Regions from separate parts of the Mus musculus genome. Here region 2 is linked to region 1. A link is a loop called in an ENCODE intact Hi-C map of the cell type or tissue named here. Cell type or tissue: left cerebral cortex. All regions are shown on one strand. Each heading gives the region's core, and the rest is flanking DNA. Links, peaks and the distances in the headings are about the cores only. Region 1 overlaps Pot1b (protection of telomeres 1B). Region 2 overlaps St6gal2 (beta galactoside alpha 2,6 sialyltransferase 2).

Region 1 (5,391 bases), core at 154-5,153:
TGATTAATACGATGTAACTTATTGCAAGTTACTTATATTAAAAATAAAATGAAAATCATAGAATATTGTTGAAAGCAATACAAAGTTTGCTACTGTTAAGTTTATTCCCCTTTGTCATATGAGTAAAGTATTCTTTATTACTGTTATTAACATTATCATCATTATCACTAACAGATGTAACCTGGTTGAGAGAAAAGCCATGATGTAATCTGGGCTCCCTAACTTGCTAGGATGAGGAAGAATAAATAAGTTGGAGATACCAAACGCATGAGAATTTGCAGTTAAGGAGAACACCTTTTCTCAGGAGTTGAAAACACTGCACAGATGTATGGAACATTCTATTACCTTCTGTATACATTGCCCATATTCCACTACAAAGGTTAATTAAGGGGGCAAGTCAAAACACTATGTTGGAGCATAGAACCAATTGTAGTATGCAAAAGCAGAAAGGCAGAATTGTTGTTTCAGAAGGTCTTAGGAGTTATACTGAAGCAACCCTAAGGAGACTGAAATTCAAAACAATGGAGCACATGAAATGGCATTGCCCATCTCAACAGGAAAAACTCATGTAAAGTAACATGGGGTCCTACTGGCCAAAAGTATGATATAGTTGTACCATGAAACAAAAACATATCATGAGAAACACATATATACATGTTTAGAAAACAAAAATTCAGTCTAGAGGAAATGAGCTGAGTATCCAGCTTCATGAAATAAGAATTCTCAATGTATTTTGAGTTGTCCAAACTAAACCTACAGCTGTCAATGGTTTTGAAGGGCAAACTCTGAAAAAGTGTCAGCAAAATGGGCATTTACTGGGGAGACAAAAATAATAACAATAATAATAATAATAATAATAATAATAATAATCCTAAGTGTGGGAAAGTAACAAAAGGTGGTAGAGAACTTGGCTTGAAAATATAGACTCAATGGAAGCACAATATTGTGAGATCTACAAAGAGTGGCTGTTCTTATGGGAAAGAAAATATATAAATCTAGTAGGCAGAACACTACTAGTAGGCCCACACAAGTAGGAAGACCTAGCTTCACAATTAAGGATAATCTAAAAGTTAATAGGAAAAGCTTTAAGTACATGCCTTACAATGTATCCTTCTAGAAGCTAAAAACAAAGGCTAGGTAACCAATCATGTGTACAACAGAGATTCCTATGTGCTAGCTAAAGACTTGGGAGGACAGCAACAGCCATCTCAACAACTGTTCTAACACTAAGTATGGACCATAAAGATTTTCTCACGATCTGTATTTGTGATCAATAAATTGAAAACAAGTGGTCAAGTATTGAAATATGATTATAATTAAAATGCTTGGAAATGATAGCAAGTATTTTAAATAGTCAGCCCTTATTTTTTATTACAATTGTTGCTAACAGATGTCAGTTAAAAGCTAAGCTAATTGTGCCATAAGTATTCAAAAATACTGAAATACAAATTAGTGAGATGACAGAATTAAAATTATAGGATATAAAAAAATCTACCTTACCTTCTGCCACAGAGGAAGGAATCCATAGTCTTTTATTAGGAATGATACTTAAGTTTTGTATGGTTTTCAAGTTTGAGCACTGTTTACATCTGAAAGGAATAAGAAAAAAGTAGTAAATATTTAAATACATAAAATTCAGTTAGTAGTCACTGATAAGTGAACATTAGGCAAAGAGCGTGGAATACCTATGATACAACTCATGGACCACATGAAGCTCAAGAGGAAGGAAGACCAATGAGTGGATGCTTCAGTCCTACTTAGAAGGGGGAACAATATAATCAGGAGAAGTAGAAGGTGAGAGGAACTTGGGAGGAAGAGGGGAAAAAGAGAGGAAGAATCAGGTATGGGAGGAGATGGAGGAGATGTACAGAGGGTCAGGAAATTGAACAGAGATATATAGCAATGGGGGATGGGGAACTGGGGGGTAGCAACCAGAAAGTCCCAGATGCCAGGAAAGCAAGAGCCTCCCAGGATCCCACGAGGATGACATTAGCTGAAATATCCCACAAAGGGGAGGGAGAACCTTTTGAGACCATAATCCAGAGGTTAGGCATGGCCCCTGGTTGAGGGATGGGGTCACCAACCCATCTCCAAAATTTTAACCCAGAATTGTTCCTGTCTAAAGGAAATACAGGAACAAAGAGTGGAACAGAGACTAAAGGAAGAGAGGGAGTGAAAATGAGATGATGCTATGGTGTGAGGCGTCTCAAAGCGCAGGGTCTCCAAGGTGAATGTCTCCTCAGAACTACAGGGCGCTTGACTTCGCCCTTCCATGGCAGAATCATGGACTCCACACTCTGTCAGCTTTCAGTGGCAGGAAGTCTGCAAGGCGCTGGCTCAGCCACTGAGCTCACTTATTTGTACCTCTCTAATGTCTGCTATGAGAGCCTAAATTCCTGTGGAAGAAACAAATTTAGCTTGTGACTTAGAAAACATTTTAAGCCTTTTATGTTGTACCCAGAATATTTAGATCTCCAGAAATGTACAAGAAAAATTGAGTACAGATGCTCTAGAACTTAAAACAGGGTACACCAATTCATGTAACTTAGTGATTAGTATATACACAGCTGTTGACCCTCATAATCCAGTAATCCACAGAGAGCTCTAGTTTGTCACTCCCTAGCATGTGACTGTTGCACCCCTCAACAACAGACTAGAAAAGATCAAATTCTGGGCCACAATCATTATAGCTTGAGGACTTTGTGTAAGTAGAAACTGGCACAATTAAGTCTCAACTGAGCAGGGAGGAAGGTAAGCAATAGCAGCCAAGCAAGGCAGGGTAAGGAAAACAGACACAGCTGAATTTCCCCATACCCCAAAGGGACACACACCCATAGTGACACACCTTCCCTCGTATGAGGAATGGTGCTGCGAGATCTACGAGCTCCAGGTCCTCAGGGCCAGACCGCACAGGGATCACACTGTGAAACATGCTTGACAGTCTAGAGATTTCACAGAGCCGGCCTCCTGGTAAAAAAGGAAAAAAAAAAAAAAAGAAATTCTTTAGCAGCACACAGAGAATCAGGACAAGATACAGGCTGTAACATGGGGGACACAGCAAGCGCTACAAAGAAATGCACATAATAGACAGTTCAAATGTCAAAGAAAATTTGAACTTTACATGACAAAAAAAATATGAGGTTACATAATAATTAGATGCAAAAAGAAGAGGAATAAACAGCACAATTCCAATCTCAAAGTTGTCATGTTAACACGCCTTTTCATGGCTCCTTTCTCTGACTCAGGTATCTTTAGTTGAGAATGTTCATCCCAGTATTATGACCCAACAATGAAACCCAGAGGCTACAATACCGACAGCTTCACATAAGCAACTAGTCAACATAATAGATCCACTGAGTTGATTTTATTACACAGGAATTCAATAAAGTACTGAAATAAACAAACATGAGTTTAATAAATAATTTGAAAATGTAATTCAAATAGGTGTATGTGCTCATATATATTTGAATCTAGTATTCTGTCTTGAGAAATTTAATTAACAGTACATTTACTTCATAAGCAGTAGGTACACGTAAGTTAACAATAAAGAAACATGTGAAATAATATTTAAAGTACCCAATACCAAGTGTCTTACCTTCGATCAAAACCAGACATTCACTTGAGTGAGGAAGGACGCCGTCATTCTTTACAAAATGGACAGCAACCTGCCGTCCTCCTTGGCCTTCAGTGGTCCAGACCTCTGAGTCATACAATGGTGTATCTTGCAGCTTGCAGTCTGGGGCTGTAGCTGTAGCATCTTGTAAAATTTTATCCACATTTTCCTCAGATGGAATTTCTTGCCTAAAATGATTGGTAACAAAATATCAGCAGACAATGTAGGTATATTTGCAACAATTCTAATTTAATAAATTACTCAAAAAGAAAACTGGTTTAGGGGCTGAAGAGATAACTCAGTGGTTAAAAGCACCTGCTTCTCCTGCAGAGAACCAAAGTTCCTTTCTCAGCATCCACATGGTAACTTAAAGCCATTTGTAACTCTAGTTCTGAACTTTGTGGGCACCCTATAAACACATGTAGGAAAAACACTCACACAGAAACACAAATAATCTATTTTACACTATCTTATATGCAGATTAACTTTCCTAAATTAAGGAGATAATTCATTTTCCAGACTTAACACATTTCACTCAATAGGTTTTTAACATTTTATGGGTAGGTAAATACATACCATAAGCACAGAGATTGTATCTGTGTGGGTGCATACGCGCCATAGTGCATGTGTAGAGGAGAAAGGACAATCTCCTACAATGTTGGTCACAAGGACTTTCCACGGGTCATCAGGCTTGGCAGCAGGTGTCTTCACCTGGTGACCCACCTCTCTGGCTCAAACCAAGTGTAACGTGCACGATGACCTACACTTATTCCCAGTCCCGATCCCTTGTCCTTTACACATAGCCACGTCTTCAACCCAATGAATCTCACCGTCACAGGTAAACTAAAGCATTATTAGCTTCATTTATTTTTAACAATTAGTCATTCATACGAGTTGGATAAACTACCATGCAATAAAAACACCATGGCTTGGAATTAAAAGGCCAAAGTGCTTATCGTGATTCTGTTACCAACCGGGCTTGCAAGTTTACATAATCACTTATACTTTCAAAGATACATATTTGTCTAGACGGAAATCATAGCATAGCTTTATTCTTGGAAGAACAGTACTGTGGCATTAAATGAAATATAATCAGGTATTGTTTTACAAATTACCTAAATCTTAATGACACTCTGAGTTTAATCACATGCATAAAAAACAGATTCCTCAATGTATTGTTTTTGTTTTCCTTTTGCAATCGAGACCCTTTATTTCTTTTCTGTACATTAGGCCACGAAATCATAGGCCTTGTACTCTAGCAACTCAGGCTCCTTCCATCAGTCCTGACGAAGTGTACCTCTCTGGGTAGCACAGGTTAGCACTTCAGCTGAACCCAGGTGACCTGGTCTCCTTGGCTTCCTCTTTCTTCTGAACGTTCTCCTTCACCTGCTTCAGGAAGCTGTCTCAGCTCTTCAAGTGCTTGAAGTGTTCCATTGCAACATTGATCCTTTTGGCCAGAATCTTCGACATTAACCTGTTTGTTTACAATGATGCCAACCTACAGCATGCTGAGTGACATAACAGACTCTTCCACTTTGGACATGGTAACATTCATGGGGCATTCCTATTTGAACAGTGCCCATTCCCTACATGTCTATATCACTCTTCTTGTACATGCGCACAATTCCTAAAAGGTCTAGAGAACACAGAGTGAATGCCACTCCTCTTTCCCTTTGTGTCGGAGATTTTGTTGAGTCATTGGGAGATGCCTGCTGTGGCCCAGATATCTCAGTTTTATGTTTTAAATTGGATATTTTCTTTATTTACACTTCAAATGT
Region 2 (5,391 bases), core at 218-5,217, 160 kb before region 1:
TGCCAGTTTGTCTTATTGAGTATGTCCTTTGCCTTACAGAAGCTTTTCAGTTTCATGAGGTCCCATTTACCAATTCTTAATCTTAGAGCATGAGCCATTGGCGTTCTGTTTAGGAAATTTCCCCTTGCCAATAAGTTCAAGGCTCTTCTCCACTTTCTCTTCTATTAGATTCTGTGTATCTGGTTTTATGTTAAGGTCCTTGATCCACTTGAACTTGAGCTTTGTGCAAGGTGACAAATATGGCTCTATTTTCATTTTTCTACATAACAGACAGTCAGTTAGACCAGCACCATTCATTGAAGATGCTTTTTGTTTGCCATTGTATATTTTTGGCGTCTTTGTCAAAGATCAAGTATCCGTAAGTAAGTGGTTTTATTTCTGGGCTTTCAGGTCTATTCCATTGATCAACGTGTCTCTCTGTGCGAGTACCATGCAGTTTTTAACACTATTGCTCTGTAGTAAACATTGAGGTCAGGGATGGTGATTCCCCCAGCTGTTGTTATATTGTTAGGATTTTTTTCCCTATTTTGGGTTTTTGCCTTTCCAGGCGTATATGAAACTTGCTCTTTCCATGTCTTTGAAGAATTGTGTTGGGATTTTGATGAGGATTGCATTGACTCTGTAGATTGACTTTCATAGGATGGCCATTTTTACCATGTTATTTCTACCAATCCGTGAGTGTGGAGATCTCTCCATTTTCTGAGATCTTCGATTTCTTTCTTGAGAGACTTATTGTCATACAGATTTTTCACTTGTTTGGTTAGAGATAATTTATACCCCAAGAAAATTTATAATATTTGTAGCTATTGTGAAGGGAGTTGTTTCCCTAATTTCTTTCACAGCCTGTTTATCAGTTGTATAAAGGAAGGCTACTGATTTATTGAGTTAATTTTATATCCAGCCACTTTGCTGAAGTTGTTTATCAGCTGGAGAAGTTCTCTGGTAGAATATTTGGGGTCACTTATGTATATCATATTCTCTGCAAATAGTCACACCCTTATTTCTTCTTTACCAACTTGTATCCCCTTGATCTCTTTCGGTTGTCTTATTGTTCTAGCTAGCACTTCGAGTACTATATTGAATAGATATGGGGAGAGTGGGCATTCTTGTCTTGTCCCCAAATTCAATGGATTGCTTCAATTATGTCTCCATTTTATTTGATATTGACTGTTGGTTTAATTAAATTGCTTTTATTATGTCTAGATATGGGCCTTGAACTCCTGATCTCTCCAATACTTTTAACAGGAAGGGGTGTTCTATTTTGTCAAAGGCTTTTTTGGCGTCTAAGGAGATGATCATTTTTTTTTTCTTTGAGTTTGTTTATATGGTAGATTACATCAATGAGTTTTCATATATTAAACTAACCTTGCATCTCTGGGATGAAGCCTACTTGATCGTGGTGAATGATGGTCTTGATGTGTTCTTGGATTTGGTTTGCAAGAATTTTATTGAGTATTTCTGCATCTATATTCATAAGTGAGATTAGTCTACAGTTCTCTTTTTTGGTTGGGTCCTGGTGTAGTTTAGGTATCCGAGTAATTATGGCTTCATAGAATGAGTTATGTAGTGTTCCTTTTGTTTCTATTTTATGGAATAGTTTGAGAGGAAAATTGGTATCAGGTCTTCTTCGAAAGTCTGGTAAAATTCTGCAATAAATCCATCTGCCCCTGGGCTTTTTTTGGTTGGGAGATTTTTAATGACTTCTTCTATTTCCTTATGGGACATGGGCCTATTTAGATAGTTTACCTGCTCTTGATTTAACTTTGGTATATGGTATCTGTCTAGAAAATCATCCATTTCATCTAGATTTTCCAGGTCTTTTTTTTTTTTTTAGTATAGGTTTTTGTAGTAGGATCTGATGATTTTTTTGAATTTCCTGTTTCTGTTGCTATGTCTCCCTTTTCATTTCTGATTTTGTTAATTTGTATACTGCCTCTGGGTCCTTCAGTTAGTTTGGCTAGAGCTTTATATATCTTGTTGATTCTCTCAAAGAACCAGCTTCTGGTTTTATTGATTCTTTGTATTGTTATCTTTGTTTCTATTTGGTTGATTTCAGCCCTGAGTTTGACTATTTCCTGCCTTCTGCTCCTCTTGGTTGAGTTTGCTTCTTTTTTGTTCTAGAGCTCTCATGTGTGCTGTTAAGTTGTCAGTGTAAGATCTCTCCAGTTTCTTTACCAAGGCACTTAGTGCTATGAAATTTCCTCTTAGCACTGCTTTTGTTGTGTCTCATTAGTTTGGGTATGATGTGTCAACATTTTCATTAAATTTCAGGAAGTCTTTAATTTCTTTCTTTATTTCTACCCTTACCAAGTTATCATTAAAGAGTTATTCAGTTTCCACTTGTGTGGGGGCTTTCTGTAGTTTTTGCTGTCCTTGAAGACCAACCTTAGGCCATGGTGATCTAATAGGATTCATGGTATTTCAATCTTCCTGTAGAGCTGTTTTACTATAGGGTTCTGTTTTAGAACCATCTGAAGAATAGTTTATATTCAGTTTCTAATAAACTTTGATATTCAGATTTTTGTGCCATTTGTTATGTGCCATAACAGTCTACTGTAACACAAGAGAGCAAAGTGGACATTATAAGTTACACATTGGAGCAAAGTCCCCCCAATATTCAGTTTTATCTTTGTGGGTCAGTTTTAGGCCTCCAGTAATAACTGAACAAGTGAATGGATACATGCAGTACTATACCTTTATATAGTCATTCACCATTAGCCACTCTTCATAATGGAAGCTGTAACACTGCAAATGTAAAGGATGTGTATCTCACCACAGTCGTTCCTGTAAGTCACCACTATTCTAGGACCAAAATGAATAAGTAAATAAATAAAAGCCAATAAAACAAAAAATTCTACCCTTACTTGGAATTACTTACTGTATTTTCATTTCCTTCCTTGTCAGGAATCCTCATCATGATGTCCATGTGTAAAGAGGTGCACGTGTATGAGTACATCCCATCTGTTCGACAGACAGAGCTTTGCCACTACCATGAGCTGTACTACGACGCAGCCTGCACCTTGGGGGCCTACCACCCACTGCTCTATGAAAAGCTACTGGTGCAGCGCCTTAACACTGGCACCCAGGCAGACTTGCATCACAAGGGCAAGGTAGTCTTGCCAGGCTTCCAGACCCTTCGGTGTCCAGTAACCAGCCCCAACAATACACACTCTTAAAATGGAACTCTTGGGAACTGATGTGCAATAAGGTACTACTGTTGTCCTCAAAGTCACACACACACACACACACACACACACACACACACACAAAATACTTGAAGATAGATTTAGACAATGTATTGTCTTTAACTGTAACTTAGTGCCCATGAGAATTCTTTCTAGTCTAAGCCATTGGGTAACTATTACTGCTATGAATATAGAAATGAAACTTTAAAACCACACAAGAAAGAAGCCAAAATAAGATGTATAGAAAACAGATTTTTACTCATGGGCATGATACCTCTAAACATGTTAACCTCTACAGCAGGGATACTTTTTATCACAGTTGGTTCCAGCCACAAGTTGGGATGATACTACTGATGATACAGTTTCCATCTAGAAATATCCAAGTTGAGGTCCTGTAACTAGCAGTCACGTATACCTCCATTTCTCATTATGCGTCCTAGAATCTGTGATGAATGTCTGATTTCTCACTCAGATGTGTTTGACGTTTCTTCACATATACTGTCAGGCACAGGATTTTCAACAACAGCTTCGCAGTTTTGCTTCCCAGTGTTCTCTGAATGTTACAGCTGAGAACCAAGCTACACTTACAAAAGTACAAACCATCCCTACCACACAATCTAAGAAGTCAAACGAAACATCTGCCAACAGTGAAGAACAGCACCTTTGTCTGCCTGCAGCATACTCTACCTAGCCAACAACATGTAGCACACACAGGTGGTACAGGTGGTGTATGCAGGGTTATGACTGGTCAGGTGTCCCTAACCTGGCTTTTCAACATTATATTCCTAGCTTTCCAATCACTCTGTAGCTCTCAGATAGCCAGTGACTTACTGGGCAGTAGCATCCTTGCAGGTCAGCCCGGGGACACCCTTGTTCCTTTCAAGCTATAAAGAATAGCTTGGAAGCATGCACTCTGAGCTGCGTGGGATGCACACTTCCCTGTCACTTCTATTGGAAGCTCTTGTAGGCTTTTCTCAACTATCACAAACTTGATCTCCTTGCTCTGAATGTTGTTCAGTTTTAAGCATAAACAGCTAGAAATCCACCTTTGTTTTTGCAGGCATGTTTTATGTTAAGAATGTGATGGAACCACAAAATTGTTTTTTAACAATTAAGTTAAAACTTTTTGAAAATGACGATATCAGTTTAATTAAATGTACCAGCCTACCCCTTGCAAAATGTGTGGCTTTCAAAGTATTGTGGGGGAAAAAAATGTTTCACTATGTTTGTTCTGGAATGCTCTACTGATTACTTCCTGAGGAAGCAAGGTTTTCAGAGACCACCAGTTTTTGTTTGGGTATTGCCCCCTGCAGAGCTCAAGCAGGACTGCAGATGTCCTCAGTGGCTTGCTACAGCAGTGAAGTGAGAGAACTTGAGCTTTCAGTTATGAGATAATCTGCTGGCATCCCATTCTGAGTGACAGAGTATCATCTTCTGCTTAGCCTGGTCCAACCATGTAATCTCATGAGAGTTCAACCTTGTCACCATGCTGACATGTCTAATCATCTCGGTAACTCTAGAGGAGGCATTGTTCATGTTGTATGAATTTTCTCCAGTGGTCCTTGGAGCTTTCTAGATCTTCCAGCTTTTGCAATTTTAAATGATCATAACCAGTAAGTTTCTTTTTATAGCCTGGAATAGGATTCACTTAGAGGCATAATTAGTATCCATGACAATGCCCTTAGATGGCCTGAGAACTTGATTAAAGAATAACTTATTGAGGTCAGTGTAAATATTCAAATTCGAAAGCTCCACAAAACACATCAAAGGTTGTTAAATATCATTCTGTTTTTGCACATGTATTTTTAAAAGGTTTCTCTCAGTTTTACACGGGGTTACAAGGAATCTGAAGAGCATAAAGGAAATGTAATTAATTTTTTGAATTTATTATGGCCCTAAAGACTTGTGGGAATCAGTCTGTTAAATATTCAGAAAATATGGCACACATATGAATATGCTATTGGCTAGTCACTCTTGTATTTCAAAGTTTAAATAGCTTAGCAGATGCTCACACAATGATTGCTAATATGGTGGCTGCTTCTTGTATTAACAAAATGTGTCCCAACAGGCAATATTTTGCCAGATAGTGATTAAATACTTCCACCCCACATTTACTATCCTTAAGTGACCCAACAGTACCTGTGAAACAGCAACACTAACTATCCTCCCACCTCATTTTTTCCTGGATCTGACTCTAGCTCTTCCA

What was found. Peaks named below come from ENCODE experiments on the same cell type or tissue, not always from the same donor. Only the 100,000 strongest peaks of a DNase experiment are listed, where the experiment ranks them.
Region 2: it touches region 1 in a loop (2.1-fold over the local background); 1 of 42 quality-filtered maps calls a loop at or near these places.

Annotation. Positions count from the first base shown.
Region 1 is chr17:55,662,817-55,668,207 of GRCm38, forward strand. Pot1b (protection of telomeres 1B) reads right to left here. Exons shown (of 17, transcript NM_028370.2): 12 at 3,596-3,801; 13 at 2,832-2,967; 14 at 1,501-1,589. Among named protein-coding and RNA genes, the nearest start is that of Gm22654, 3.9 kb to the left of the region's middle. In left cerebral cortex, for the core only: no CTCF peak of the experiment used is centred there; no DNase peak of the experiment used is centred there.
Region 2 is chr17:55,507,237-55,512,627 of GRCm38, forward strand. It overlaps St6gal2 (beta galactoside alpha 2,6 sialyltransferase 2), which reads left to right. Exons shown (of 6, transcript NM_001347403.1): 6 at 2,905-5,391. The coding sequence ends at 3,176. Among named protein-coding and RNA genes, the nearest start is that of St6gal2, 65 kb to the left of the region's middle. In left cerebral cortex, for the core only: no CTCF peak of the experiment used is centred there; a DNase peak (open chromatin) is centred at 3,002.